Linked DNA regions of Mus musculus: all the other regions are linked to region 3. Evidence: chromatin loops called from intact Hi-C (ENCODE). Cell type or tissue: heart. All regions are shown on one strand. Links, peaks and the distances in the headings refer to the core of each region. The heading gives the core; the rest is flanking DNA.

Region 1 (10,527 bases), core at 1,540-9,539, 82 kb before region 3:
GCTGCTTTCTTTAGGGGTGTGGTCCAGCCAGTGAGGCCAGGCCCCTGGTACCTCGGCAGACCCTCCTTTCTAGGGCCAGGAATGCTGTGACCCCCTCTTCCCAGCATCTGCTGCCCACCTTGTGTCGACGGTGACTTGGGAGCCTATCACGACTTTTCAGTATCTAGCCAGGTTTAAAATAACAAGGCAAATGTATGCAGCATTGACATCTCTTTCTTTAAATGGTCTACAGTTTGACAGGCCATTTCCTAGGAAGCTGTGTTTCCTTTGCACTTTGGGGGACCTTGTCTCTTCTAGGAGATAGTGGGGTGTGCAGTCCCTGGGGATCCCTGGCATCTCTCCTGAGAAAGCCCCCACTGCTGGCCAAGCAGAAAGCCTCCAAGATTCTTTCCAGTGTGTTTCTGCATTTACATGATCTAAAGATGCATGGGGACGCCCCCTGGTGGTGATGAGCCGCAGTGGCACCCGGGGATGCAGTGGTCCAGCCAGAGGTGAGGCTAGAGGTGGGAAGGCCAAGGTGGGGGCTGTGATTTCCGAGGTCCTGGGCCCCCAGCCCTACATATCTGGCAGCATGCCTCCCACCCACACCTCTGCTAGGTCAGCTGGGACTGGCAAGGTAGTTGGCATAAGGGCACAGTGGGAAGCTTTGCCCTCCCAACTTTAATTTTTTAAAAAAATATCTGCAGAATAAATCCAATGGTTAATTTTTGAATGAATAAAAGGCTTTTGTTGAATAAACAGTTGGTCCCATCTTCTGTGTTGGCATTAGGTTCAGGTTTTGTCTGCTTCCTAGGGTGGGGGCCCCACCCAACACCCTTTACCTCTGCATTCCCGGACCAAGTCTCCAGATTCCTTCAGGACGTTGGAGGAGTCACGTTACTCATTGGATCTGTTTCTCCATGCCTCAGAAAGAGGTCAGCCACCTTGCAGGGGTGACAGGCCAGCGTTGTGTGGGTTGGTGCTCCTAGGGGTTCCTACAGCTCCCGACGGATTTTTAGGTGACTTAAAAACCAAATCTAGAGAAGGTGATGTTTTCACTCTGGTTGTTTGCATCCTTCCCTGCTTGTGTTCCCAGCACCCTCGGTGTCTCTTTTTGGGGTGCCGTCCTGTCTATGTCTTGGGGGACATAGGGAGGCCCTCGCCTGGTGGTGCAGGCCAAGGGTGATAGGCTTTGTCGCATGTCCGGGTCTCCTCCCTGCTCCCGATGTATGTCGTCTGTGTCTGGCCGATTAAACATGCTTCCTGGACCTCCCCACCTCCCTGTGTGAGCCTGGTGCTTTGTCTGTTTCTGTGTTTCTGTCTGCTTTAGATTTCTTTCTCCCAGGACAGTCTTGCTCTCGCTTTGGGTGTGGTCTGCTCAGGATACCCCAGAGAAAGCCCATGCAAGGTATCAACTCAGTTTGCTGGGTTAAGAGTCCAGTGGTGATGGGGTTGGAGAGAGCACTGATCTATCTTCTGTCATTCCTGAGTCAATTCCCAGCAACCACATGGTGGCTCACAACCATCTGTAATGGCATCTGACGCCCTCTTCTGGTGTGTCTGAAGACAGTGACAGTGTACTCACATATATAAATAAGTAAATTAAAAAAATAAAAGGGTGCCCTGGTGACCAGGGAGCAGCAGGTGAGCAGGTCACAGGTTCACCCTGTAGCACCCCCTCCTGCATACCCCATCTGCTGGGGTCACCTAGGGGCCACACTGCTGTATATGGGTGGATACATACATACATTCGCCTGAGGCCTGTTGGTCTGAAAGTCAGAGGTCAGAACCTTGTATCTCCTCCTCCCAACAGGGCTAGTCTCCACCCACCTCCCCTCCAGCTGTACCTTCTCCCCATAGTCTCAAACCAGTTAGGTTCTCAGCAGCTGGGGATGGGCCAGAGGAAGCTGCACTCCTCCTGACAGCCCAACAAGACACCCTATGGGATGTCACCTGGTCAAAGCTTCTCAAAGTGTGGTCCCCCAGCCGTGTCAGCGTAACCTGGCATCTTACTGGGAATGCAGTTTTCTTGGGATTTGGCTGAGACCTGCGTTTCTCAGAGACCCTTGGTGGCGGCGGCAGGGGTTGTGGTGGGCTGTCTCCAATCATATCTCCCCTGTCTTGTGCTGATGAGCAAGCTGTGGAGCAGGATTTAGTAAGAGCTTGTGACTGATGGTCTCTGTTCAAGAGAGCCTGTTACCGAGGAGGGTCTCAGTCCTCAGGAACTGTCCCTAGGTGGAAGCTGGAGGCCACTTACAGAGCCCAACCATATTGCATCCATGGAAGCGTCGAAAATCGATGGGGCTGAGAGATGCATCAGTAGTGGGATGCCTCCTCTGAACGCATGAGGACCTGAGTTCAAATCCCCAGCCCCATGTAACAGGCATAGCTGTGCAGGGTGCAAGGGAAGCCGGGCAGGCACATGGGTATGCTTGCTGTGGAGGCTGCCTGCTGGCAGATCTGGAGGGACAGCTTAGGGGCTCTGAGGGCTGAGAGCACTGGCTGGCACATCCATCCTGCCTCACATCGCCCTGGACAGGCAGGCCTTGACCTTAGTGGGTGACTTACTGTGCTGGTTTCACCTAGGAATTCTCCCTCCTCCCAGGGGAGTGAGCTCTCTATGGTAGCTCAGCTGGTTTCCTTCCCAGTGGGAGTCTTCCACCTCCCCCTTCCTCACTCCAATATACAGGGCAGAAACATCATAGTGGAGAAATTTTTATTTACACTCGTGGTGAGATTTTAGTCTACCATGGCTGGGAAGATATGGTGGTGGGAGTGCAGGCAGGTCCTCCTCAGGCTTACTCAAACCAGGGAGCAGAGAACTACCTCCAAACCAGAAGGGGATTAGTAATCTCTAAGGTCCAGGGCACGTCTGCCAGCTAAGCTGTCTACAGGCCAAAAGTTCTACAAAACTCCAAAACAGAACCACTAGGCAGGGACCAATACCAGTGTTTAATGTACTGGTTTGCAGGGGACACCTCACAGTCGAACCATAACAAAATACCCAGGGCACCACTTGGGGTGAACAGGACCGGGCAGAGAGGAGCGGGAGGTGGGGATGGTGGTATAGATTCAAAGGAGGATCCCTGCAGTGGTCACTGCCTCCCTGCCCTCCTCAGCAGCCGGTCTGCCCTCTCCCACCCTGCCTGACATCCATCCACCTTGTCCTCTTGGCTATCTTCTGGCCATAGTGGTGGGCATAGAAAGAGCATCAAAATCCTCTGAGTTTGGGAAACTGAGCTCTTGGAAAGTTGTTGCCTCCTGCACTTCCTTTCATCAGGGCGGGGTGTGGAGCAAAGGACTACATTTCCCAGCCTCCCTTGGGCAAGGGCGGCCATGTGGTTCAGTTCTAACCAATGGAGTGAGAGCAAAGAAACTTGCTTCACCCTCTTTGAGTCCGTTGGGCCAGACTCCAAAAAAACAAAAAACAAAACGAGCGTTTCTGGGATCTCGTCCCCATCCCCGTCGCCACACAAGCCCAAGACTGAGTTTGTCTAGGAAGAGAAATGCACGCGTGTCTTGACTACGCCGTCTCGGGTCTCTGTCACCAGTCTGATTTAGATCATCTCCAAAAGATTGTGTGTGCCTTTGGGTGGATTTAACGATCCGATGTCTCTTCTAAGTATTTGCATGTAAATTCTCCTTTGCCAAGACGATTAAATAAAAACAAACAGACAAACAAACAAACAACAACTGTACCTGCGTGGGACGAAGTTTCAGGTCATTGTTTTGTCTCCTCCCTTCCCCGTCTCCCTTTCTCCTCCTTCCCCAGGGTATCCTCTGCCTCCTTTAAAGTCCAGAGGATGGATGTTTCCAGGACAAAGGATCCCGTGGGGGACATCTCTGCTTTGCCGAGAGACTTAGGATCTAGTGGCTGTGGACTGGCCAGGGTATCCACTTGGAGTCTACCAGGAGGTGTCCAGGAAGGACTTTGTAGGGACCCTTCGGTCAGGGACCAGGGCTCATGGTCTGTTTCATCTTCTGTCTCAGAAATTGTGTCCTTTCCCCTGGTGAGACCCCAGGCTAGCCACTCACTTCTGCAGATCTCAGGGGTCAAACCATTCCTGAGTCCTGAAATCCACTCCCTCCCCCCGCCCCCCTGCCTCTGGAAAATCAGGAAGAGTGGGAGTGGTGGTGACTTCTGGAACAATCCTGGGATAGAGGAGGTCTTAGTGCTCTATTGCTGAGGGAAACCTTAACCACACAACTCCTATAAAAGAAAACATTTTATTGGGGCTGGCTTAGAGTTTCAGAGGCTTAGTCTATTATCTATTAGCGTGGTGGCACACAGGCAGGCATGGTGCTGTAGAGGGAGCTGAGAGCTCTGCATCTGAAATCCCAAGGCTGTATCCACAGTGACAGACTCCCTCCAACCAGGGTGGACCTCCTAATCTCTGTCACGTATCGGCACTCCTTGATAAGCAAGTGTTCAAATATATGAGCCTTTGCGGGGGGGGGGGGGGTCCTATTCAAACCACCACAAAGAGCTGGTCCTGGATTAGCCCCTGGACCCCCCAATTTTCCAACGGGAGAGGTGGAGAAGGTAGGGAGACGAGTGATCACTTCTGGGTGCTTGCACTCCTTGCACACAGCTCCTCTTCTCTGTGCTTCCCAGGAAGCCTGGTGGAATGGCTCCTCTATGTAAGTCCCCATTTTAACATTTAGCAGATGAATGAGTGGTCATTCTGATACTCACAGCTGACCCTAGATCCTTTCTGTACCCGGATTCTCCGCTTTAGCTCATTTAATACTTGCAGGAACACCCTCTAGAGGCTGTGACTGGTATTACACTCACATTTTATAGACAAAGCTGCCTTTGCTCTTAAGAGGGTCGACAGCCATTGCAAGGGGCTTCCAGGCTCCAGACAAGCTGTCTTTGCCTTTGGTCTCTGCAGGTGTCCTGGACCTGAGCAGTAAGGAGTGAGGACTGTGGGGAGATCCTATGTCTGGTGGGAGATCAGAGGTGGGTGGGTGTGGTGTGGGGGTCCTGGGCAGAAGTAGATGTGTCTGGGAGTGAGGCCCCCGAAGTACAGGAATGGTGATGGTAAGCTTGGGCAGGCATGGTCCAAAGGTCCCTTCTGGACACACCTGAGCTGCTGACAGGTTGGACCTGGAATTTGCTTTTTGCAGTCCACCTGACAGAAGGAAGCAGGGCCCTTGTGCTGGTATGTGGTGGCCACTGGTGCGGTCACCTTCTGAGCTCACAGCAGCTGTTTGTCCCTCCCCATCCATGGTTTTGCTGCCATTGCTCCTGTATGTGGTGACTACAGTCACCGTCCTCAACGGATCCCAGAGAGGTTTAGTGACTCGCTTGGGGTCACACAGCTAATGGACACTAGAGCTGGGATATGTGGCTAAGCTTGCTGGCCACTAATCCTGACTGTCTCTGTGATTCATCACCTTTGGCGTGACGTCCTCTCCCTGGGGTCGCCTGGAGCTGGCACTTGTCAGAATTTGGGATTTTCCACCAGACTGTGGGGCTGAGTTGACGCTTAAGGAGACACTGCTGTTCTCGTGCAAAGGCAAAGCTGATGTGTGACTCCTGGAACCGCTCACGCCTGGTGGCACCATGCCACTGATGAAGAGATGAAGACCACATAAAAGATTATGTGTCGATTTATTTATTTGGGAGGGGGTGTCCTGTAGCACTCACAGAGAGGTCAGAGGACAGCTGGGAGGAGTTTGGCTCTCTCCCTCTGCCGATGTGGGCCTGGGGTTGTTAGAACTCTGACTGGCAAGGCCATCTTGTCAGCCCTACTTGGCCCTTTTTGCATGATATGTATGTGTGTTTCTGTGTGGGCATGTGGGAGCCTGAGGTTGATGACTGCTGTCTTCCTCAGTCACCCATCACCTTATTCTTTGAGGCAGGGTCTCTCAGTTGAACCGGTAGCCCACTGATATGGCTAGTCCAACAGCTTACTCTGAAGATTCCGTTTCCTCTTTCCAAACACTAGAATTACAGCCAGCTTGTCTTCAAGCCCACCCATTCACAGGGGTTCTGGACCCAGACTTCAAACCTCACACCTGCCCAGCAACACTGTATCTATGGAGCCATCTCTCTGCCTGAACCAGCAACACTGTATCCACGGAGACATCTCTCTACCTGAACCAGCAACAACACTGTATCCACTGAGCCATCTCTCTGCCTGAACCAGCAACACTGTATCCATGGAGCTGTCTCTCTGCCTGAACCAGACCACGTTGACACCCATACATGCCTTTTTGCTCCTGACCGGCTAGGTACCAGAACAGGGCATGGGCCTCTCCTATGGGAGGAAATCTGATGGACCATGAGGCAGCCTGGGAGGCAGAAGTTCAGAGGCAGGGTGGGGCCTGGAAAAGCTGTTCTGCGGGTCCCTGGATGTGCACTGAGGCATTTCCAAGGCGCCACAGTTGTTCCAGGTTCTTACAAGGCTTCTTCTGCTAATGTTCCTTCTCTAGGGTCCAGTCCTAGTTCCACCCTGCCCAGCTGTGGGCTGTGGGGTGACAGCCAATGTGGGCCAAATGGAGGCTCGATGTCCTCTCTTGCAGGATAGGCAGATGAAGTGCACGCCTCAAGCAGTTGTCCATTGGCCTCAGCCAGGTGATGTGAGGAGGCCCAGTAAACATGCTGTCTTATCAGTCACTTTCCCATGGCTGTGACAAAATATCTGACAAAAGCCACTCAAGAAAAGGAAGACTTGTTCCAGTGCCAGTTAGAGTGCCGTCCATTGTGAAGAGGCAGCCATGGCTGCCGGAGCTTGAGGAGGTTGCTTGAACTGTAGTCCACATCACGAATGCTTGGCTCTCTTCCTCCTGATTTAGACCCCAGCTGTCTTAGTAAGTTTCTATGGCTGTGACGAAACACCATGACTAAGGAAGCCTGGGGAGAAAGGGGTTTGTTCAGCTTATGTTTCTGTGTCATCGCCATCAAAGGAAGTCAGGGTGTTAACTCAAGCAGAGCAGGAACCTGAGGCAGGAGCTGAAGCAGAGGCCGTGGAGGGATGCTGCTTACTGGCTTGTTCCTCAGGGCCTGTGCAGCCAGCTTTCTTACAGCCAGGACCACCAGCCTAGGGATGGCTCCACCCACAGTGGTCTGGCCCTCCCTCCATAGATACTAATTAAAATGCCCTACAGCTGGATCTTATAGAGGCATTCTCTCAACTGAGCCCCACCCCACCCCCATCTCTCTGATGATTCCAGCTTGTGTCAAGTAGACATAAACCAGCCAGCTCACCAGCCCATGGGATGGTGTGCCACATCTACAGCTAATCTTCCCACTTTAGTTAAAGTAGTCTAGAAAATCCCTCGCAGATGTGCCCAGAGATCTGTTTCCATGGTGATACAACTATTCTGTCCAGATGACCATCAAAATTACCACAGTTGCCAGATTCTCTCCACCCAAGGCCTCTGTACCTAGATTTGCATTGAAGATCCAGGTTCCAGTGTCAGGTCCAGAGAAGAGGATGCTATTTGGAGGCAGCCATGGCCGGGGACATTCCCACTGCTGTGCTCATTCGTGTAGGTCAGAAGACAACTTGTGTGAGTTGGTTCTTTCCTTCTACCAAGTGGACTGAGCTCAGATTATCAAGCTTGGCAGCAAAAATGTCTTAACCACTGGACCATCCTGTTGATCCATGTATTAACAAGGTAACCGCTTAGCTTATTGATTTGAGATCTCCTTTGTTTGTTTGTTTGTTTGTTTGTTTTTTGAGACAGGGTTTCTCTGTATAGCCCTGGCTATCCTAGAACTCACTTTGTAAACCAGGCTGGCCTCGAACTCAGAAATCTGCCTGTCTCTGCCTCCCAAGTGCTGGGATTAAAGGCCTATGCTACCCTGCTGGGCAAGATCTTCTTTATTTAAGTTTTAACTCTATGCATCTGTCTGTGTGGGTATGGGCAGATGAAAGCAGTCCCTGTGGAGGCGAGAAGAGGGTGTTGGATCCCCTGGGGCTGGAGTTCAGGCTCTGAACAGCCGACTCAGTGGGTGCTGGGACCTGAATGTGGGTCTTTTGCAAGAGCAACTCTCTGTCTCCAAGATCTCTTTTCATCTGAGCCTTTAAGGCTGTGGGTTACATTATGAGAGCTGTTACATAGCACCCTGGACATGTGATGCAGTTTGTTTATTTTCCATAATAATTTTCAGTCCAATTACAGTGTAGCCAGAAAACATGTACTGAACACTTTAGTTTCTTTACATTTGCTAAGGCTTGGCATGATCCAGGACATGGTGACTGTTTCTGATGCAATAAAAAATAACGTGTGCTCTGATATTGTTGAGTAGAATGTTCTAGAAATACCAGTAAGAGACTGATAGGCGGTGTTTTATTAAAGAGACTGATAGGTCTCTTTTATTAATTTTTTAACTAATATTTTTAGTTTGGTTCCTAGAGACAGGGTTTCTCTCTGCAGCCTTGGCTGTCCTGGAACTCTCTGTTGACCAGGTTGGCCTCTAACTCAGAGATCCGACTGCCTCTGTCTCCCTGGTGCTGGTACTAAAGGTGTGTGCTGCTACTGCTTGGCTTGGTACTAATGTTTTCATTCTGTATACTTACTGATTTTTTTTTTTTTTTTTTTTTTTGTCAATTACTGGAAAAACTGAGACACCGTCAAAATGAATCAGTCAAGCCCAGAATAGAATGACGTCTCCGAAGGACAAGATGCCCTCGGTGTCTGAGAGCTGAGTCAAAACACATTGCTGGGTCCCCTTCATGAGGTAAGTGTACATGAGTTTGTGTCACACCTGTCCCCTGCTCCCTTCGTAGGAGTTCATGGGAAATGACTAACTTTGAGCTGTCAGCTGTGTATCACCAAATGGATGTCTAGAAAGCCCCGCCTCCGCATGTTTCTCGATGGTGTCTTTGAAGAAGGAGGTCGTCACTTTCTGAGTATCCCTGCCCCCTCGCCCTCCATCCCCTGCTGAACGTCATGTGTATGTTTTCAGAAGCTTTGTGGGCAGAAGAAGGGAAACAGATAGGGAAGCTAAATCTAAAAGGACTAAGTTGGGCCAGTGATATGGCTCAGTGGGTGGAAATGCTTGCAGCAAAGGCCTGAAGACCTGAGTTCAATCCCCATAACCCACATAAAGAAGCTTGCATCTGTAATCCCAGCATTCCTTCTGGGAGGTGGGGCCCAGAGATGGGAGGATGGCCCAGACCTTCTCAGGCTGCCTCACCTGGAGTACACGGCATGGCAAAAATGAGAGAGACTCCTCTTCAACAGGGGGAGAAAAGTAACAACTTCCCAAAGTTGTCCTTGAACTTCCATGTGTATGCTATGGCACCCACATGCACCCCCTGACACACACACACACACACACACACACACACACACACACACACACACACACACACTAATAATAATTGAAAAAAAACCCACAACTAAATATACTTGCATTAAAAAAAAAACCTCATTGCTATTAAGAGGGAAAATAAAACCACAGATTTGGAAGGAAGGGGAGTTATGGGGGCAGGTAGGGAGCAGAGAAGCTTGGAGGAACCCATAAAGAGCAGAGATCTCCAGGCAAACGTGTTGAAAGGGGACTTGAGAGAAGCTGGGGTGTGGTTTCCTTTTGGTTAATACCCTGGGTATTTTAGCGAGAACCGGCCTTCTCTCTCTGATGTCCAAGTCTCCCTTGTGATTCTTTTGGCTGTGGAGCTTCCCTGAGTGAGGCCTGAAGGTCAGACGGCGGCCAGGCTCTCGTGTTCCGTTCATTCATTTAAGGAACACCCAGCCAGACGCTTGGAGGGGGTGGGTGTGGCCTTGCTTTCATGCCAGGTCCAGAAGGTAAGAACTGTGTTCTGCACGCCAAGGTGGGGACCTGGCAAGCATGGTGGGCAGAGCTGACACTCAGGGGACAGCTTCATGTCTGCAGTATCATGTTCAAAGAAAATCCCTTCCTCCAAGAGCCGGTCATCAACTCCCTCAGTGAGCAGAATTTTCGGGTTGCATCAAATATATATAGAACTAGGAGGAACCACCCGGGGCGGGGCCCTACTTAGAGCTGCTTGAAAAGAAAGGGGAAAATGAACTCATTGCAAATCACGAGTCTACTCTTGCCATCCACTTGGGCCTGTGGCGTCAAAGAGAAGGTGCTACTGGGTTGGGAGGGAGCAGCAGCTTGTCTCTCGGCAATTATAGAGTGCTTGCTGGATGCATCTAGTTCAAGGGCTTTTGCGGGACCCGATATGGGAAAGATGGTCAAGGGACTCAAGCGTCCATGACCTGTGTAGAAAAAGACTGTCCACGCCTTCATCCCAGAGCCGGAGTGATCACGTGACCCAGGGAAAGCCAATCATTGTGTCTTAATCTCCCTCACAGAGTTGGGCATGTGATTCACTAAGAGCCAATCAACTCTCTTCCCTGGGACACTTCTCTAGGGAAAACTCTCTCGGGCCTCTGGAGTCCTGAGGGATGCCCGAAGCCAGGCTTCCTATTCGAAGGAGGAAGCCTGGCGTTGGACAGGAGCCGCTAACGTAAGCAGTGCTGTGAGGGCTCAGACAGGACTGTGGCTTGTGTCTGAGCTCCAGGGTAATTATCAGATGCTGTAGCTCTGTCTGTTGCCCCTCC
Region 2 (10,527 bases), core at 1,054-9,053, 170 kb before region 3:
ACCATTAATCCCAGCTCAGGCAGAGGCAGGCAGATCTCTAAGTTCAGAGGCCAGCCTGATCTACAGACCAAGTTCCAGGACAGCCAGAGCTACACAGAGAAACCCTGTCTTAAAAACAAGCAAAATGAAGCTCTGGCCCATTCTGGTGTTCACTGAACAGGATCCTCTGCCCTAACGAGGCTAACCTCCAGATGAGGAACATGGCCAGGAGAAGGACGCATGGGCCAGGGGCAGGCACGTGGAGTACAGTGGTGTGACTGAGGGCTCCTGGCTCCCAGTCATAGTGTTTCCCTTCTTGCCTGCTCATTCTTTGACCATATTTGCTGCTCCAGTGTGGCCTAGTCAGAAATAGCCAGCCTAGCCTCCCTCCGCAAGCTTGCACTCCCATGAGAGCCCAGCTCCCTGTGGTTCAAGGAGCAGCAAGCTGTCAGCCTCCTAGACTCCTGGGAAGTCTTTGGAAGAGAGAGAAGAAAGGGAAGCTTGGGGTTCCAGGCTGTGACACTCCCGATGCTGAGAGCCTCCCCTCTGTGGCTGCTGCTCCTCTGCTCGTCAGTCCCATGTGGCCGGCAGCGCTGTTTCCAGGAGAGCCTGGGTGCTGGTAGTCCCAGCTTCACCTGGGTTCCAGTATTACTAGAGTCTGGCTTTCTACCAGTCACAGTGCTACCTTCGATGCAGGCTAGCCCCATATAATTCTGACAGGATTCTGATAAATATTGTAAGAGCGTCCAGGGGCTGAGTGCGAGCCGTTTGCTGCCCGCCTTTGTCCTGCTGGCTATCCCAGTAACCCTAAGGCTAGATATTATTGTTCCTGCCTTAACAGATGAACAAATTGAAGTCCAGACCAAGAGGGTAGAGGATTTGCTTACTGTCACATGTGTACCAGGCAGCAGAATTGAGGTTTGAACCCTGGCCATACAGCTGCGCTCAGCCTGCTCTGTTGAGTGTTCTCTTTCAACTCCAATGCATGCGTGTAGGGCAGAGTGTGTCAGGGATGGCCAGAAAGACCCAATTAGCAGGACTGTAGCTCTGGGGTCCATACCACGCCCCTCTCCCAAGCCCTAGTGCAGGAAAACCCAGCTTGGGGCCTGAGAGGCCAGACTCAGTGCTAAGTAATGTCATGAAATTAGCAAGGATGTTCTCATGATTTAGGAAATGGCCTAGAACTTGTCACATTCTCCAGGACCTGTTTGTCATCCCTAGGAGTGCTGGGTAGCGTGACGCTGTTCTGAAGTGGACCCTCGTGGTGTGAGGGTGTGAGGCACACTGGCTCAATTACAGAGCTGCATGTAGCCTGCCTCCCTTCAGAAATCAGAGTGTCTGTGTAGCCTGCAGGACTGATGTGGCCTGTGGTGCTGGGGGGTGCCCATGTGTCACTTCCTGCTCTTACTCCCCAGGATTAGCCCACTAAGGTCTGCGGGGGCCTCAGCCCCTCCTTCCCGTGCTGTCTGCCTCCTCATTTCCTTCATGGTTCCTTGTAGGACTCTTTAGTTCCTGCCCTTGTCAGCCAGCCAGTGTCCAGGTGAACTTGCTGCTTGCTGCCCTGACCTTGGTAACAGCCTAAAACTCCCCAGGGCCCTTAGACTCAGTAAGGACAAGTTCACAGTCTATGTCTTCACCTTGCTTGTCTGTCCCTGTCACCAGCGTCCTCAAGGTCCAGCATGCTGAACCCTCTCTTGCCCATCCATGAGGCTGCCCCATGGGAAGGGAGAGCATTAGTGGTTGCCCTGATGGCAGGCTGAAATACCCTCCAGCTTTGGCCTACTCTGCTGCAGTGGGGTGAGAACAGGCCCTGTCGTGGAGGCAGGAGATGGAGGGCTGTGCATGTGGATGGAAGCCAAGGCCTAGGACATTGATTCACCTAGTATGTCTCGACTGTAGCATCTGTCCTCAGGAGCACCCCTCCCAGTGCCTAAGTGGGGTGTCCCTGAGAGCAGGGAGGAGGCTGCATCTGCCTAGAGCACTGCTTGTACCCGATGCCTGGTGCAAGTCAGAACTTGCTCACTGAGTATTGACGGATGAACAAAGGGTGAGAACCAGAGAGTTTAATGTTAAACCAACAGCAACAAACAAACAACACAGTTCTCAGACATGTAGAGAGATGAGAGTGTTGGGCAGTCTGCCAGTTGTTGCCCCATGCCTGCTGGGTGTGTATATACTTGCTCCTGTTGCTTGTATGAACATGTGTGTACACACATACACATGGACACACATACACAAGGACACACACAAAGACAATGTATCTCTGGACTTCAAAACTCTCAGAAGGCCTCTGACAGAACTCTAGTTGTTAACCGCCTTGCTAACTTAGGATCTCTGGAATTTCTGTGGGCATCCTAAGCGTATTCCCCACCCCACCACCACCACCACCATCACAAATCATGAGCCAGAGGGGAGAGGAAGAGGAAATTTGAATGTCTGCCACCCACAGTCCCATTCTTAAACTGAATCAGTAATTGAATGCTATTAAGCAAAATTAATTTGCCTCCTGCAGGAAGGCTATGATGAATGAAAGCGTTGCTAATCGGGGAGGGAGCCAGGCTACCCTCTACGGTCATCAATATTTCATAGCCATAGGCAGTGTCAGGAAGCTGCGCTTCCTGCTTTAGCTGACCTTGAGTGTTCTTGAAGGTAGGGCTTAACGAGGGAGTCTGCTTTCAAAGGGCTTACTATGAATGAAGCCCGTAAGGGAAACGGATTGCACCTGAGAACTGATTGAGTTTGCTCCTGTGGGAGGTCCTCGGGTGGTCATTTATGCCAGCCTGCTGCTGATTCTGATTAGGGGGCAGCTATCCCTCTCAGCTGCGGTGTAGAGCTGGAGAGGTTAGCCCTGGCCCTTGTCTATTCTGAGACCCCAACCATAGCCCCAGTTTCTGCTCATAGCTTCCCATCTCCAAGGGAGGAGTCGCCCGAAATAGTAGAGATTGTACCATGCCACTGGTCAGATACTCAACCTGTTCCGTTTCTTCTGCTTATGGCATGAGAGAGGGGGTGGCCATATAGGTGGGATAAGATGTTAAAAATTGAGGAAGTTTAGGCATGATGTCTCCAAAAGGATGGCTGGGAGTTAGCGGGCAGGACGGAGGGACGGGGAGTGGGTGAAGAAAGGAAGTTAACACACTTTTCATTCTGTTCTTTGTAGCTGCCATTAACTTAGCGAAGCTGAGGCTTTTCAGACATTACTACGTCTTGGTGAGTAGAAACCAAAACAAACAAAACCCCTAAAACTGTAAATGAGATCAGTGAGCAGACCTGGCCACAGCGGCAGCCACTATGCTTGGACCTGTCAGCCGCCTCACATTCTCACATTGCTTCTCTGAAAGTGGGAATGAAAAATCTGGGTTGCTCTGAGCCTGTTAGAAGTGGCTTTAACTACGTTCAAAAGTAGCAGGTCACTCACTCACAAGCAGGAGCCATGGGAATGGCTCAGACCCTTGTATGGAGGCCAGGGTAGGGTTTGATCCCCAAGGGCACCTCTAGGCCTAGGCCAGACCTAGCAATTCCTCAGCTTGCCTTTTCTGCCCACTTAGGGATGTGGGTGCACCCTTGTGCTCTTCTCCAGGCCCCCACAGAAAGCCACTGAGTCTGCACCACTCTCTCCAGTTACCAGGCAGGAAACTAGTTTTGTTCTAGGGATGTGTCCTTTAAAAACAGAAAATTGAGGTTGGTTTTGTTTTGGGATTTTTGGTTTTGGTTTTTTGTTTAAGAAAGGGCCTCATTGTGTAGCCCTGGCTAACCTTGACCCATTGCCCCTGCCTCCGAAGTACTGGGATTAAAGGCCTGCATCATTGCATCCAGCAAGTCAGTGATGGACACAAAGCTCTGTGGCGTGAGCACAGAATATAATCTCCCAGTGTTCCCTTGACTCCCACAAGGAAGCTTGACAGCTCTGCCCAAGCAAACAAACGTTCAAATGATAGAGGCAGCACTAGGAAAGCAGGGCAGACCTCCATCTAGCTGGTCTTCTTGTGCCTGTTCGCTCTCTTTCTCAGGTTGTCTGTCTGTTCTGTTGACGTGGGCTTGTAGCATCGTCACAACAGGTGTCACAGAGCGTTTCCTGATGCCTATGACAATGCAGAGGAGACCCCAGCCTGGTCTAGTGTTCTGTGTGGTCTCCTGGCCAGCTTACTGAGACCTTGTCACAGGGTGGCCAGAGGAAGGTGTTAACAGGTTAGAGTGTGTGGTTCAGTATGTCCTGGAGCGGGAGACTCAGCTGCTCACTGTATCTGCGTGTTCCCCATGTGACCGTTTTGCTGTAGCTGCTAGGAACTGCTCCCAAGCCTGGGGTGACAAGAGTGCCCTTGGAGACGGAAGGAAGACCTGAATGTGAGTGGCAAGAAACAGAACAGCCATACCAAAGGAGCTAGCCTCCCAGGAGGGTGTGGTCAGTGTCTTAGCCACCAAGAGTAAGAAGACTTGCATAACCAGGGCTGCGGGCCACATCTATCCCGTCGGGTGACTGTTTCCTGCTTTGCAGTTATTCAGTGGCAGAGCGTGGCGCTCTAATTTCTGCTTTCCTCTTTCCTGCAGATTGTGTGCTACATCTACTTTACCAGGATCATCGCCTTCCTTCTCAAGTTTGCTGTTCCATTCCAGTGGAAGTGGCTCTACCAGGTCTGCTGCTCTCAGGGGACAGTTTGGAGAATTTATGTCTGAGGACCACATCTTGGGGTGTAGTTTAAGATTGTGTCTGACCTTCCTGGGAATGAGTGCTACGACCTTCTGCCTCCTCTGCTCTCCAGATAGGATGATCTGTGTGCCCAGAAGAGCTGCTGGGCTACATGATAAATCTGGATGTAATTGCATTATTGATTAATTCTAAGTCTTTGAAGAGAAAAGCCTCAAGCAGAGAGAGTGAGATTTGTCCTGTGTAATTAGAATTTGTCCACCTTCACCTTCAGCCGCAGTTTGAGTGGTTTTCAGTCCAGTCCTCCTGGCTTCAAGGATTTGTTTTTATTTTTGGGGTTTTGTGCCTAGAATAATATATATAATTGATCATTATAGCTATAAACTATCTTTGTAAGATACTAGAGCTGGTCATCAAGGCTGCATATACATTCGGACCTTTGTTCTTGGGGCTAGAGAGATGACTCAAAGGTCAAGAGCACTTGCTAGTCTTCCAGAGGACTAGAGTTTAGTTTACAGCAGCAGTGTAGGGTGGGTGACTCACATGGCATTTTGAGTCCAGCTCTCAGGGAGCCCGCGCCCTCTTCTGGCTATGCAGCCACTGGCATCTGAAAGGTCAAACAGAGGAACGCACTAACACAAATAAAAAAAATAAAGAAAAAGGGTTTTTTTTTTTAATAGGCAGGATTAATTTACTAGAGCCTCTTGTTCTTGTTTCTGGAAAAAAAAAAAAAAGCTCAGCTGGTAAAGGCACCTGCTGCCAACACAGGTGATCTGAGTTGGATCCTCAGGACCCACGTGGTGGGAGGAGAAATTGCACTCCCATAAGTTAGTTGTCCTCTGACCTCCACATTCAACTCCACAGTGCACTACACACATACATACACACACACAAACACTAACAAAAAAGGAAGAACAACAGGCTGGAGAAGGTATAAAATGAACCAGTATGATGGCACACACTAATCCAGCATTTGAGAAGCTGACACAGAAGGTGGTAAGTTCAAGGCCAGCCTAGGTTTCACAGCAAGACACTCTCATCATTTAAAACAAAAACAACAGTGGGTTCCCATGGAGACACCCAGTGTCTACGCTGGCTGTGCTCTTGGCATAGACCCCGTCACAGACCTGAGGAAGTGCTCAGGAGCAATCGACTGCGGCTGCGGCTGCGGCATTGCTGGAAAACCATGTGGAGACTGAGAGAGGCATGAGCTTGCTTAGTTCATTGCTTTCTGAAGAGTGGTGTTGCTAATCCTTTTATCTGTGGGCGGATTTTAAATTTGCAGCTGCTGGATGAAACAGCCACGCTGGTGTTCTTTGTCCTGACGGGGTATAAATTTCGCCCAGCTTCAGATAACCCCTACCTGCAGCTCTCTCAGGAAGATGATGACCTGGAGATGGAGTCCGTGTAAGCTGCCCTCCCTCCCTCTCTCCCTCCCTCCCTCCCTCTCTCTGTTGAATGGTATGGTATGCAGGGGCCCTGCTCTCAGCACTCTCAGCTTGGAGGTGCTCCCTCTATTTTTAGTGGAAGGATGTGGACACTGGAGCCCCTGGTGTGCTTTGCTTAGTTTGAAGTGCAGTGACTGCCAGCCATTGCTCAGTCCTGTCAGAGACAATCAGAACTTACCACCCTATTATATATCCTTGGAGCAGCTCCCAGTGATCCAGTGGCAAGAGTCTGAAAGTGTTCTGGGCCAGTTTAAAATGGGTTATCCGGCTGCGAGCATTGCTACTGGTATTTGAAAATTGCATCTTCTGGGTCATCATAGGTTGACAGCAGACTGCACCTCCAACCTGCATCTGAGTGATGGGGCTAGGGTGAGGTTCAGGGAAGGCAGTTGTTTTCCAGATAGATCATAACCTGTCTGCCAGCTCTGACTCTATTGAGCTGAGCTGTGTGTGTGTGTGATGGCCACCTCAGGCCGAGATCCCCACTGCCCCGCACTTTTACCTTTCTCCTCTCCACAACTCAAAGGCTGAGGTGAACCCAGGCTGGGCTGCCAGGCACATCAGACCTCGTAGAGCAGCTCTTGGTGCTGGCTGCCCCACTAGGGCAGTGCATGCAAGGTAGATCCTGGGATGGGCCCTGAGCAAGTCACTCCCGTGCAGCAATACCCTTTCCACACAGTGGGAAGGCAGGAGGACCTCCAACTGTGCCTTCACCAGAGGGAGCAGTCATTGCAAGTGGAGGCAGAAAGGGCTACAGATCCAAGTCAGCCTACCCTTCCCTGCAGTGCCAGCTGTGGGGCCGAGTGGCTGGGTCCTAGTGCCCTCCACTGAGCTGAACTGTGGAGTGCCCCTGCGGGAGCTGTGCTCACCATCTTCCATTGTGCCTTGGGCAGGGGGTTGTTTGATCCATGGCAGTGGTTTATTTTTTTGAGACAGGGTCTCACTATGTAGCCATGAATGGCCTAGAACTCTATATAGATCAAACTGGCCTTAAACTCTCAGATACACTTGTCTCTCTCCCGAGTGCTAAGATTAAAAGAGTGAGCCACCATGTCTGACCTTCATGGCAGTGTTTAAAGTTTTACTTTGGTATCAGTCTGAATGACTTTATGACATAGGTCTGGCAGGAAGGAAGAGGAAGGTGCACAGACTCCGTAACTAAAGAGGGTACATTCTGCAGTTTGGCAAGGCATAGGCCAGGGCAAATGTTGGAGATGTCAGTAACCCCTTGGTGCTCTCAGTTACCCGCCTGTGACAAGGAGCCAGGTTATGCTGGGTGTTCTCTGGGGCTTCATGGAGCCACGAAGTGACGGGAGTGCTCCAGTGGCAGAGAGGAGGTACACAGGGTTACTTATCTCGGGCCCTGGCACCAGCAGGCAGCCCAGCGCAGTCTGGGCTCTGAGGGGAAAGGAAGCAGGAGCTCAGGAACTTATGGAGGCAAAGCACCTTAGTTCAGGAAGGATACTGGGGCATAGGGTGGGGCTGAGCCCAGGACAGAGACCTCATCTAATGTATACAAGGCTCTGGTCTCATCTCTAGCACTAAGGAAGGAGTGAGGGAGAGAGGCGGACAAAAGCTGTTGAAAGCTCTGGAGAGTGAGAAGATGTGAAGGCCCTCATGGGCCTGCTGCCTGCTGCCAGCGGTGCCCTCCTGTAGTGAGCAGTGGGCTTACTATGGCTCTCAGACAGGCAAATGGTGCAGCTGCTGGGGCTGTGGAGTGCCTTCTTGATGGCACCTCTCAAGTCCTCCAGAGATAACTCGTCCCAGAGGCAAGCAGAGCCTGGCTCAGAAGGTCTTTAGCTCTGTAAAGCATCAGCCACTAGGTCTGGTCCTACCACAGAAGACACTCCAGCATGTACAAGAACTCTGCCCCGTGCCCTCTACCCTCTTACACACTCTCAGAGCAAGTCCAAGGCCTTTCTGACAAGCCCCGAGGGTGTGTCCAGGCCCCAGGTCATTCCATTGTCTCTGCTCCTCTGCTTGGGAGCCAACGTCTGGGACCGGCTTCCATCCTTGTGCTGGCCCAGCGTGCCTGTGGAGCCTGCGTGGCTGTCAAATGGCTTTCTGTTTAGCCTAGGAGCCTAGGGGCTTGCATTCCCTTCCTGTTTCTTTTACATCTCTCTTTGGGCCACCAATTTTGGTTGCAAACTTCATTGTAAAACAAAAACAGTAAGTTTAAAAGTATTGGGAGCGGTTTCACTGACCGGCCAGCCTTGGTTGTGTCAGCCACACTGTACACACTTACTCTCTGATTGTTTCTGACCTGGGAGGTGGGGAGGGTAGAGAGGGCTCCAAGTCTCCCCAGGTTCCTATTCCACAGGGGAGTCAGGAGAATCAGATGCCCGGGATCCTCTTACCGAGGCCTCTCACAGTATAACCCTCCAAGTATGTATTAGGCAAAGAAATAGCTGTGTCATAGACAGCTTTAGCCAAGCTAAAAGAAGAGCTGTATTCTTTCTGTACTTTGGGTTTGGGAAGATGTGGGGCTCTGTAAAGCAGGGAAGAGGGACAGATATAAGTGAAGGCAGTGTGGGTCCCCAGCACCTTTCTGTCCTTGGTACACTATTGGCTGGCCCTGTGGGCCGTGCTGCTCACACCTGCTTAGGAACTGAGGCCTCCCAAGAAGTCTCACTTCCCACCTATGACCTGGGAGGCTCCAGAGCCTGTCATTGGATCCACAGAGCTGCAGCTCCTCCCGCCCCCCTCTGTCCCAGTGGCCATCTCTTAACCTGAGTTTTCTCGAGTTCCTTCCTGCACAGGCTGTGAGAACACGCTGGTGACTGTGGTCCAGGCTACTGCGCAGATAGTGTGTGTTTGCAGGGTTTGTAGCCTGATGGAGCTGCACTCCATGGTCAGGCCACCCTTCTTCCCTGTCCTCAGAGAGTGGTTGAACATCTCATGGGCCCAGCCTTGTGTCTCAGCTGTCCATCTTGGTACCACTGCCCTAGTCTACGGGCTGCTCTCTTGCCTTCCCCCTTCTGCACATTCTCGGGGCTGCAGGATCACCCTAGGGAGCTCGTGAAGTCAGGGGAGCCACAACCACTAGCGGGTTGAGAGCAGCAGCCCAGCCCAGCAGTGCAGGTGGGCTCAGAGCTTGGAAACCTGAGGGAAAGGTGGCATTGAACTGGCAGCCAGGGGAGGGGCAGGGAGAGCGTGGGTAGGGTCATTGTGGAAAGATCTGGGGCAGGCAGCAGCAGCCTGGAGAGAACCTAAGGGCTTCTTGGAATGCCCGGGGAAGGAAGAGCAGATCTCGAGGAAGTAGTGTTAACTGTCCTAGCGTTAAGCACAGGCAGAGTTTTGAACACCAAACCTGTGCTTCTGTCCCGTGCCTTGGGAATGTCTGTGTCTGCCCCACTAGTTAGCCATCTTTCCTGAATGCCTGTAACCCCGATGCTGACCTGAGTGTGGCCTCAAGTCTCTGGCCACTGCGGTGAAATTAATGCTGGCAGTGAGGACAACTTGATCGGGCATGTGGGGAATATTTTTCTTGGAAGGTAAGAATTAGGCTCCGAAAGGTCAAGTGGCCTGGCCAGTAGCACACAGCTGTGAGGGAAGGCCAGGTCCCCACCTTAGCCTAGAGTCCCCTACTGTAGGGCTCTGAGTCACCTGACACTTTGGCTTTTCTTTTTCAGAGTGACGACATCGGGTGTGATGGAGAATATGAAGAAGGTGAAGAAAGTGAGCAACGGTGCTGTGGAGCCCCAGGGCAGCTGGGAAGGCACCGCGTGACAGCAGGGCTGAGGACTGCTGTCAATGAAACTAGCTTATTCATAGCCAAGCAGTGAGCAAGCGCGTTCCTGACAGAACGATGGCATCTCCCAGCGGTGACACTCCAGCCAGCGCTCAGCGCTCATGCTGAGCAAGTGCCACGGACACACATTTTTGTACTCTTAGGATCTGGATTGTGGTGTGGGCTACAGGCAGCTAGGACTGCCCTCAGTGAGGGCGGGAAGGGGCTTAGAGGAGGAGTAAAGGACTGGAGTCTGATTTACCTTGCTAATTGGGAGCCTGGGTCTGTGCCAAGGAGCCCTGTGGCTGCTACTCAGAAAGGCTATGGGGTGGGGGAGCGGGTCTGCGCTGGTCAGTGCTGTGGAGGCTGGGGAGGGTGTGACTCGCTGCTCAGCCTAGCAGTTTATAAGGCTTTGGGTTCAATTCCTAGCACCAGGGTGGGGGAGAAGGATTTACTTTGGGAACTAGACAGATATCTACCAAGGGCATAGGAGAAAGGGATTGTCAGCCTTTGGGGACAAGAACCACAGAAATGAATGAAATTCTTTCAGATAGCCAAATAGACACCCTAGGTGGCATGACACCTGTCCAGGGAGGGCCACTGGTCCCCAAGCACCACTCTAAATGTCCTCGCCCTGATGTGACCTACACCAGTGGTGCTAGAGGCCAGCAGGGAGGACCCAGTACACAGCTGGCTGAAGGGAGAAAGGCCTTGGAGCTCCAGAA
Region 3 (10,527 bases), core at 1,462-9,461:
AATTCATGCTGGTGGCCATAGACGCTGTTCTGTGCAGGGCCTGGTGATAAAGGGTATCCCCCTGGAGCCTCTGGAAGACAAAGAGGCTTCCAGTGTCACAGATGGGTAGAGCCATGGGACACCACAGATGGGCTTGCCAGCCTGGAGGTATGGAGATGGCCTTCTTGAAAGAAGTGGTACCTGCCTGAAGGATGGAGAAAAGGGCACCCCAGCAGGCGCAGAGCTGCAGGAGTCAGGGCCTGGGAGGTTGGACAGGGTTGACAGTGCTGAGAGAGGAGATGCGCTGCAAAGATCCCTCCAAGCCCTGCCCCTGCCCCTTGCTATGGCCACCTTGGCACACAGAGCAAAAATCTACTCCTCTGGACAGGCCCAGGTCCTCTCGGGCCCTGCAAGTGTCAGCTTACACATCTGAACTGCGGGTCCACAGGTTTTCATCTCTTCTTTATGATACAGTGAGCACCCACCCCCTCCAACTTCTGTAAAAAATGACTGTAATTGGTTATAGGAAAGACAGGTGCCAAGGGCCTGGAGTGTAGTTCAGTTTGTAGAGTAAATGTCGTTGGCTTGCATGTCACCCAACGCTGTGTACAGTGCCTGCTGGATACTCGGACCAGCTAGAAGGTTCTGGTAGGGAGGTTATCACCTCACTTACAGATGAGTGGATAGAGGCAAGGCAGTGATGACAGCTAGGGTGTGGTTGGAAACCATGCACCCTGGCAACTGCATGGAGAGATGTGGGGTGCTGCAGGGTTGGCTCCCACATCTCCTGCCAGGGACCCCGTGATACAATTTTGCAGAGGTAGATGCTTGGTCTCAGCAGGGAGGGGGTAGGGAACCAGGCTGAAGCCCATCTGAATATTGAAGGTCACCTCTAGGTTGACAATTGATCCTGGGGTCCTCCAGCCCCGATCTGAGCACTTGGCCTTGGACTTGTCAGGGCCACAGGCTGCAGCCTCTGTTCCTTAGGGCCAGCACAGATGGAGTTGACATCATGTCTGCAGGGCTCCTTGGGGTCCATCCCAGCTGCTGGAGTCTGGCTAGTGGCCTGTAGCCTTGTGAGAAGGGTCAGGGGACTAGTGAGGTGGGCCAGATCTGGGGGAGGGTCTGCAATGTTCCTTCTCATGGGTCCCTGAGATGCCTCTGGACAGTGACTCTCCAAGAGGCCTGGTTCTGGGCTTAGGAGTCTGAGAACTCAGACACTGGGGGCTTGGAGCTGGTGGACGACTTTTCTCTGAAAGCAGAGGGAGTCTAGCCTCCTCACAAACAGATGTGCTGAGGGCAAGGGGCATTGCTACCAATTGGTGACGCATGGAGGTTGGGGTGCCAGAGCCCCCATTTTATAGATGATGAAATGGAAACCCAGGTCATGTTCTGGGTCACACAGCTAAGAAGGAAGGAAATGTGGATTGGGACCCAACTATCTCTCTACACTGAGAGGGTCTGACCTTGACTTTTGGAGGCCAATTAGGGGCTGGAGTTGAGGCCAGAAGGTAGTTGTGACTTCAGCCTGGGAAGGCTGCCTGGAGGAGGCAGCTGCTAGATCCTTGGAGGTGGGTCTTCAAGCCTTTCTCTGGCCAGGGTGGAATGAGATTTCACTGGTGTCCCTCCTCCCCACAGGTATGAGCTCCTCCCATCAGGCTCCCTGCGCCTGGCACAGGCCCAGGTGGGTGACAATGGCCTTTATGGGTGTACAGCCAGCAACCCCGCGGGGGCCACATCTCGCCGCTACGTCCTCAGAGTTCAAGGTAGGGCTCACAGACGATTCTCTTACTCCATCTCTCATCTCCATGCCTGCCTTGCCCTATAACACCTCTCAGGCTCCACAGTGCCAGACCGGCCACTCCTCTCCCTGACTTCGGGCCTGGGAGAGCTGTTAAAAGAGGCCCACCAAGATCAGGGCTCAGTGGGGACCAACACTAGAGACACACAAGGGGCAATAGTTCCGAGAGCCTCTATCTGACGGAAGTCACGCTTCTGTAACAGGCCCACTGATACTGGGAGAGGCTCCTGGTCTTCCAGCCACCACTGTAGACCTCCCTCTCTGTGGCCAAGGTCTAAATGTGCACTCACTGTGGTCCTGATCCCCAGCACAGTTAGGGGTCCCTGGAGTGGTCCCATTCAAAAGAAGTCATCCCAAGCCAGCCACACAGGAGAGCCCTGGGCAGACCATAGGACAGGACCATGCATGGCCTAGCCCACGTGCTACTCTCATGGGGCCCAAGAGGGAAGGGCAGGGAGATAGTGAACGTTCCACATCATTGATAATGACTTGAAATCTGTTCTCAGAGTCTGTGGGTAATGGGGAACAGATGCACGTTTCATCTATGTCCTTCACACCCCAGCTGGGCGCCTAGACACATCATCTGCCCTCGAGATCAAGTTGCAGATGCTCACCGGCCCTATCCAAGCCAGCTTCCCACTTTGCAGATAGATAGGCTGAGGCCTGGGGTGGGGGGTGGAGAGAAAAGATCCCTCCCTCCCCGCAAGTGAGAGGAGAGTGAAGGTGGAAATGCGAGGTGGAGCTGGAAACAGCATAGCAGGGTTGGAGCTCAATCAGTGTCTACCAATGTGTTGTGTGATCCCTCTGAACCTTGTAACGTGGGGCCACGATGATGCCCAACCTGTAATCATTACAAGGGAGTCCTATATCAGGTGCTGAGAACAAAGAAGCCTGAGGTATGGCAAAGATGGTGGGCATGGCATAGTGACTGTGGACATCTCCGAGCTCCTGGGCCCTTTCTGAGCACTGCCAAGCAGCTGGCCTGTGCTAGGTTCCAAAGCCTGGGCTCATGTTTGACTGTGTCTTAGAGACTGGGACAATATCAGGGTTCTACTCAGCTTCCCTGATGGCGCAGGAGAGCAGCTGGGCCTGGGCCCTGCTTATGCTCCTAACCTGAACAGGCTGGGCCTTCCAGAAGCTGTCCGGACCCTCAGACACACAGACCCAGGGCTACGGTCTTCAGGAGAGAAATCTTTACATGCTTCAGTTTCCTCATCTTCAAACTGGGTGTGGCACTCTCCACCCTGCAGGAGGACTCACGGGGTAGAGTGTGAGAAAATGGTTGAGAAATGCAAACACAGCCCATAGCTGAGGCCGGGGGCTGCTGGGAGCCAGTGCCATCTCACCTCTCATTCTGACGGCAGCAAGGGGAAGCTGGGGCTCAGCCGGTGCATAGCACCACGGTGTGGGGAAGGAAGCTGGGCTTGTGTAGCTGCTCAGACTGCGCTGCTCCAACCTCACCAGGCCATTCTGAGTTTGTCCTGCCTTCAGTGCCTCAGTTTCCCCATATGCCCACTACCCTGGTGTAGACCAGATGGCACGTCTCACATGGCACAGGGCACACTGGTGAGGGAGGACAGGGGATAAATGCATTGAGAGCATGCAGCAGGTGTCCAGGTGGAAGATGGATTCTGCTCTTTCAGGGTGTGGGGAAGACCACATAGGTCCTGACAGCTCTGCTTTGCAATAAGGAGCAGCTGCCTTAGACGTCCCACCCTGGGATGATTTTGCTGGTTGCTCATATCAGGGTTGTAACATGGGCTGTGGCTCTGAGACCCTTAACTGGATAGCCCACCTCGATGCCCATCCCTGGGGCCCTGCCAGTCCCCCCTCAGGTGCAGCCTGGCCCTCGGGTCCTGAAGGTACTGGCTGGAGAAGCCCTTGACCTGAACTGTGTGGCCGAAGGCAACCCCCAACCTCAGCTGAACTGGTTCAAGGACGGGATGGCCCTGATGGGCGAGGGAGCCCAGGGCTCTGTCCACTTTGCTGCTGTCAAGACCTCTGATGCTGGGCTGTACCGCTGTGAGGCCTCCAATAGCGCTGGCACAGATACCTGGAAGCTGGAGCTCCTTGTGCTCGGTGAGTCCCTGAGTCCCTCCCTCCGCCATGACCCACACCTCTGAGTACTCGCTGTTCTGGGCTCTGCTAGTCAGGTCTGAAGCAGTAAGTCCTCAGAGCCTCCATGAAGGCTCCATGATTTGCAGAGAAGACCTGTGGCCTATGACCCTAGGGGCCTGAAGGGGACTTTTACAACATGGGTAACTCAGGCCATTTAAAAAACAAAACAAAACAAAACAAAACAAAAACAAAAAACAAACAAACAAAACAAAACAAAAAACACTGAAAGGTGATCCAGTAATAGGCAAGGCCACTAAGAAATTATGCATGACCTACAGAATATTCTGGAATATCCTAGCATTTTCGCTGTTAGAGACTGGAAGAAAGACACAGTTGGAAGGACACCTACAGGACCCTATTATACATCTTGTGTTTGAGGCACAGGGTCCAGCCTCAAATACTGGCCTCCCTGGGAGGATGGAGGCTGGCACTCTGGGAGGAGACGCCCCTCCTCCCAGCCCTTACTGGGAGGGAATGCTGGACCTGAGGGTTATGAACATGACCTTGCTACCTCTCACAGAGCCACCACACTGGGGGACTGACGAGACCAAGAGCCTGCTGGAGCGAGTGGCCGGAGAGAATGCCAGTCTGCCATGTCCTGCCCAAGGTGAGGCCAAGCCCCGGGTGGGACTAGGGAAGCAGGGCTAGCTGGATTCCAGGAACTCGGCCACCAGATAGTGACCTCCTTGGGTTGTGAGGTCACTCAGACAACTCTATAGTATAGGTCAAAGCATCCTTGACCTCAGCAGCTCGCTCTGCAAAAGCTGGGCACCTGGAAGAGCCCTCAACAACACTAAGGTGGCAGGCAGGAGAACAGGTGCTTAAGTAGGGACTGGGAGCCTTGATCACAGTGCCACCTAGTGTTGGACTCTAGAAATAGCAGGCAGGGACACAACCATGGGCAAGCCACCCAACCTAGCCTTCCACTTCAAGCTGTTCCACAGTGTGGCCCGCTCATATCCCTCCCCCTCTCATCCTTGGACCGGAAGGGCTAGACTTCAGCCTCACCAGCCTCACCCAAAGGCCCTCTGTAGTGCAACCTCTCTGGACTGTTCCACCCCCAGGTTGTATTTGGCACTTTCCCCAAGGGTGGACAGCAATAGGGGCTGGGCCTGAGTGCTAAAGGGCATAGCATCATAGCCTGGCACAAGGAATACTTACAGACACCATCACTTCCCCTCCAGGGCTGGGATGTAGCCAGGAGCATGGCTGTCCCAAATTTGGTCACACTGTGAGGGGAGGGACAGGACAGGCAGAGTCAACAGCTCCCACTGTGCATGCCCAGCTCAGTTGGCACGGTGAGCATGCTACGCACAGCAGGCTTGCTCATTCACACAGTACCTAGTGTGTGGGCTGTGCTGGTGGCATAGCAAGGAACAGTGAAGACCCTGACCCTCATGGGGGAAGATGCTGAGCAGCAAAAGCTGGCAGGAGTGGACTGTCAGTCATTTGAAAGTCAGTGTTGGCACAGAGAGGAGAGCTCAGGGCTGGCAGGAGATACCTGGAAGGATACCTCTGGCCTCCTTGAGAGTCAGAAAGCATGTTTTTCTCATGCTCCTATGGACACTCAACCCTGTGTGGAGATAGGGGACACATGCTGAAGATCTGAGGGAGCCCCTCCCCCTCCTCACTCTCCTCCTCTTCCTTTTCCTCCTCTTCCTCCTCCTGACATGGGGGTGACACAGGGCCTGAGACCACCCATCATGAAAGTCAGCACTATGTGCACAGGGGGTCACATGAGGGGACAGTGCAGGCATGGAGGGGGTGTCCGATATCTTGCCTGATGATTCTACATACCCTGCCAGGGACTCCAAAGCCACGAATCACATGGCGGAGGGGCCCATCCTCAGAGCCCCTGAATGGCCGGCCAGATGTGGCGGTGCTGGATGAAGGGTCGCTGTTCCTGTCCTCAGTCTCTCTTGCAGACAGCGGGGAGTACGAGTGCCAGGCCACCAATGAGGTGGGCTCTGCATCCAGGAGAGCCAAGCTGGTGGTCTATGGTAAGCTGAGGCCTTAGAGCTGGAGACCGGGGACAGGTCTGTTTCCACTTACCACGTGGAGACCCATAATGGTGCCAGGAGCCAGGGCCCCAAAGCTTCCTACAGAGCAGACTATGGACACCTGATTCCTTCTCCCCAAGAGACCAGGAAAGATTAGGGTTTGAGGGTATTGCGTGGGGCACCCCATTTTGCCAGGTACATCTAAAGGGACAGTGGAGGCTTCTGGGGTGTCAGCTGGTCAAGATCTGCAGCAAAGGCTCAGCCACTAACGTGCTCGCTGTGTAACCTTGAGGATCTGAGTCTGATCTCGGCACCCATGGAAAAGTCGGGGCAACACAGTGTGCACCTGTGCTGGGAAAGCTAGGCATGCCTGGGAGCTCGCTGGCCAGCCAGGCTAGCCTGCTATGTGTTTCTAATTCCTTTCTAAGCAGAGAAGGTGGCTGGCACTTGGGGAATTACATCCCAGATTGTCCTCTGGCCTCCACACACACAAGGCTAGTAAGAATAGAGCTGAGCAGAGTTCTAGTCCACCTCTAACCCATGACGGCCTTGTGTAATCACCCACAGCAGGAGCTGCACCCAAGGGTGCCAGCACAGACTCCACAAGGCCAGGGCAGGCTGGGAGTGCTCCCCCTGCTGGCAGGCTGGGAGTGCTCCCCCTACTGGGATGCGCCGGACCTCTCAGCCTGAGCAGATCTCACAGCCACTTTGTGTCCCCAATTTTCTGGGGAATAACTTCCCTGGGAGGTTGGCTAGAGACACTGGGGTGGGAGTGGGGGGGACTGACCTTTGGCACTTCCCACTCGGAACCTCCCTTGTGTGATATCTGGTTGCAGGTAGAACTGGCTATGTCCTGCTTCGTAGACGGAGTGTCGGAATCTGGCATCTGTTCACAGTGGGGGAGGGGAGGTGCTGATCCCAGGGGGAAGCTGCTGTGTCCACCTGTGATCCGTAGGCCCTTGTGGTTAGATCAGGATAGATGAAGGCAGGAGAGTCTCCCAGGGTCTCAGTGACGGGCTGATGACAGGCCTGAGGACCGAGGGATGGGGCTGGATGTGGGTGGCCCGCCTTAGACTCTAAGCTCAACCAAAGTGGGAGCCACTCTTCTGTTTCTCACTGCTCCCCAAGTGCCCCCCAGCATCCGGGAAGAGGGGCACATAACCAACGTGTCGGGCCTAGCTGGACAGCCCCTGACGCTGGAGTGTGACATAAACGGCTTTCCTGCCCCTGAGGTGGCGTGGCTCAAGGATGGGCAGCTGGTGGGTGACTCCGGGGGAGGTTGGGATGGGGAAGGTGGGACTTTTGGGTGATGATATGTTTCTCTGTGTGCTAAGGGACATGGGAATGTGACAAATGTCCTTGAGGATGCTGGAGTTCAGGGACAGTGGGGAACTATTGTCCTGAGAGGACTTCCTGAGGGTCCTCTTGGGGAACTGAGAACTCCGCTCTAGTGACCACCTCCATGGGCCTCTGTTCTCTCATTGCTTATACATACTCCCTCTGGCCTCCTGTGCTCAGATCCCAGAGGCAAGTGGACATCGCCTCTTGGATGGCTCCCGGTCCCTCCACTTCCCTAGGATCCAAGAGAGCCATTCTGGCCTCTATTCCTGCCAGGCTGAGAATCAGGCGGGGAGCGCCCAGAGAGACTTCAATCTTGCTGTGTTCAGTGAGTGAGGACTGTGCCCCAAACTCCCAAGCATGTGTTAGCAGAGACCAAAGGGTGCATGGGGGCCACCACAGACCTAGGCCCTATCCTCAGGAGCCCACAGAGCAGACCACACAGGGGACCGTCACATGATTAGCTAAGCAGTGCCATCCAGGTAGTCTTAGTTGCTGTGGGGGAAAGGTAACCACGGTTCAAAGGTACAGTCTATTATATTGATGTCATAGCCATGGGAGCTTGAGGTGGCTGGTACATCACATCCCCACACAGGAAGCAGAGAGAGATGGTTGTCGGTGCTCAGCCAGCTTTCTGCTTTTTAAAATGCAGTCCAGAACCCTAGCCTGGTGATAGAGCCACACATATTTAGGGTGTGTCTTCTTACCTCGGTTAACCCATTCTAGAAAATTCCTCACAGACACAATGGGAGATTTATTTCCATGGCGATTTTAACTTTCATCCAGTTGACAAGATTAGCCATCACAGCGGTGCTACACAAGAGCAGTACAGGCTGCTGATAAGTCTGGGGAAAGGGCTCGTCCAGCCATGTCTGGGAGCTCCTCAGGTGGAGGGTGTACAGGCCAAGGGACCTTCCTGTGGTCAGCAGGGAGTATGGAGTCTGAGGCATCCCCCCTTTTCCTCCCTTCCCACCCCCAGTCCCTCCCTCCTTGCTGGGAGCTGGGGCCGCTCAGGAGGTGCTTGGCCTGGCTGGTGCTGATGTGACATTGGAGTGTCAGACCTCAGGGGTTCCCACGCCCCAGGTGGAGTGGACCAAGGATGGGCAGTGAGTGATTCTCTCGGTGGAGTGGGAGGAGGCTGGGTGGTCAGGGAAGCCTGAGAAAGCCTGGCGGGTGTGTTATGTGCTACCCTGAATTCTGTGAAGGGCAGCATGGGTGTCTCTCTCCCGTGGGAGATTCCCAGGAAACGCTGCCGCCGGCACCCTGGCCTGATTGATGGCTTTTCTCTAGGCCTATCCTTCCAGGGGATCCTCACATCCTGCTGCAGGAGGATGGCCAAGTTCTCAGAATTATCAGCAGTCACTTAGGTGACGAAGGGCAGTATCAGTGTGTGGCCTTCAGCCCAGCCGGCCAGCAGGCCAAGGACTTTCAGCTCAGCATTCACTGTGAGTCCAGTACCTTCCAGCCCTAGCTGGTCCAGGAACTTGCTTCCCTGCCTCCTGTTGCTGCCTGGGAGGGAGAGCGAGGTCAGAAACGGGGCCTGAGGGTCAATAACAGGAGCCAAGGGCATATGGCCCCTCATCTCCCCAAACTACCAACTTTATACACTCACTACTTCCGATGTGTGTTGAACTTACATTTATCTGAGAACGCCAAATAAGGCAAGTTAGTATTTCAAATGTCAGTGGGAAGCCAGTGTCCATCACATCAGTGGAAGGAACAGGAAAAATTAATACATTCAGGGCTGGGGTGGGGCTCTGCAGTGGAATCCCTTTGCCTGGATGGGAGAAGCCCTAAGTACTATAGGTGATAGCATAGTGGCCTCAGAGGGAGCCTTTCCTCACTGCCACCGGGGACAGGAGAGTTAGGAGGGCATGGGTCTGGGAAGCACCAAGAAACGCATTCAAAGAGATGGAGGCAGTCCTCCTAAGGCCAAGCAATGGGCGCTCGGCCTGCATCTGTGCTCTGTGGTAACAAGGGGGGCTGAGAGCTTAGGGAAAAGGCTCAGTTGGTACAGTGCTCGCTCCACAAGCCTGTGAGCCCGAGTCTGAATCCCCAGAACTCATGTGGCTGCTGGGAAGATCACCTCACCTAGACAGTCACCAGCACTGAGGACACTGAGACAAGTGGACTCTTGGGGTTCTCAGGCCAGCTAGCCTAGCTGAGCTGGTGAGTTCCAGAGCCAGTGTCACAAGCAGTAAGGGACAGGGTCTAATAGAGGAAGACACCAGATGTCGACCTTTGACCTGTGTGTGTATGTGTGCGTGTGCGTGTGCGTGTGCGTGTGTGTGTGTGTGTGTGTGTGTACCCACGTGCACATGTTCTGGGAGGCAGAGTGATGTCCTACTGTACCCATGTACCTCAGCCATTGTCCTGAGTACCAGCTGTAAGTACCCTGCCCTAGGGGAAGCCCTGATCAAGTTCCTCCACAGATGGGGACCCCGAGGCCCAGAGAGGGGAAAGGACTTACCCCAGGTCATACAGTGAGTTAGAAGCCCTGTGGGCTCCAGAACTCAAGCCTGCGGCCCCTCTCCCCATCTGCACCATCCCTACCCATAGTGACTGGACTTGCTCCCCACATTAGCATGTCCCTGAGCTGGCCTCTTCCGTTTGTGTCCCCATATCCCTCCCTTATCCCTCATGCCTGCCAGTCCCTATAGTAGAAGCCTGGGTGTGTGCATGCTACTCACGGGACATCCGCCACCTACTCAGTTTGTCTGTGACCACCCTCATGTCCCTCTCTGTCCCCAGCACCACCCACCATCTGGGGCTCGAATGAGACAGGTGAGGTGACTGTCCTGGAGGGCCACACCGCACAGCTCCTATGTGAGGCCCGAGGAATGCCATCCCCTGCCATCACCTGGTACAAGGATGGGACCCTGCTGGCCCCCAGCTCAGAAGTGGTTTACAGCAAGGGCGGCCGGCAGCTGCAGCTGGTGAAGGCCCAGCCCTCCGATGCTGGCCTCTACACCTGCCAGGCCAGCAACCCTGCAGGGATTACGAAGAAATCCACCAGTCTGGAGGTTTATGGTGAGTGGCCAGGGGGTTGCAGCAGTGGGCAGCTGGTATAGACAATGTGAGGTGACCTCTGACTGTCTCTAAAGGTCAGTGAGGTGTGGCCACGAGGTGATCGAATCAAATGGGGTGACTTAAGGACAGCATTCATTTCAGCTCTCTACCTTCCCTGTGCAAACAAGGAAACTGAGGCTGGAGGCAGGGCCTGGGTGCGAGTCTGTGGGAGTCTAGCTCCCTCTGGAGGACTGTGAGATCCCCTACAAAACTTCCCAAGGT

What was found. Hi-C counts contacts between places; a loop is a spot of excess contacts. Peaks named below come from ENCODE experiments on the same cell type or tissue, not always from the same donor. Only the 100,000 strongest peaks of a DNase experiment are listed, where the experiment ranks them.
Region 1: a loop joins it to region 3, with 3 times the contacts of the local background. A loop is called at or near these places in 15 of 42 quality-filtered maps.
Region 2: it touches region 3 in a loop (4-fold over the local background); 25 of 42 quality-filtered maps call a loop at or near these places.

The regions. Positions count from the first base shown.
Region 1 is chr2:31,294,735-31,305,261 of GRCm38, forward strand. It overlaps Ncs1 (neuronal calcium sensor 1), which reads left to right. Exons shown (of 8, transcript NM_019681.3): 8 at 1-738. Among named protein-coding and RNA genes, the nearest start is that of Hmcn2, 14 kb to the right of the region's middle. In heart, for the core only: a CTCF peak has its summit at 4,752 (motif pointing left); DNase peaks (open chromatin) are centred at 1,912 and 3,317; H3K4me3 peaks cover 1,745 bases; H3K27ac peaks cover 1,188 bases.
Region 2 is chr2:31,204,540-31,215,066 of GRCm38, forward strand. It overlaps Gpr107 (G protein-coupled receptor 107), which reads left to right. Exons shown (of 18, transcript NM_178760.4): 15 at 3,140-3,189; 16 at 4,528-4,611; 17 at 5,910-6,031; 18 at 9,705-10,527. The coding sequence ends at 9,801. Among named protein-coding and RNA genes, the nearest start is that of Gm22516, 20 kb to the left of the region's middle. In heart, for the core only: a CTCF peak has its summit at 5,197 (motif pointing left); no DNase peak of the experiment used is centred there; H3K4me3 peaks cover 1,582 bases; H3K27ac peaks cover 7,470 bases.
Region 3 is chr2:31,376,624-31,387,150 of GRCm38, forward strand. Hmcn2 (hemicentin 2) reads left to right here. Exons shown (of 98, transcript NM_001370902.1): 23 at 1,618-1,745; 24 at 3,605-3,859; 25 at 4,419-4,505; 26 at 5,704-5,898; 27 at 7,027-7,157; 28 at 7,417-7,564; 29 at 8,216-8,342; 30 at 8,527-8,681; 31 at 9,988-10,266. Among named protein-coding and RNA genes, the nearest start is that of Hmcn2, 68 kb to the left of the region's middle. In heart, for the core only: CTCF peaks have their summits at 4,759 (motif pointing left) and 6,531 (motif pointing left); DNase peaks (open chromatin) are centred at 5,841 and 6,497; H3K27me3 peaks cover 6,573 bases.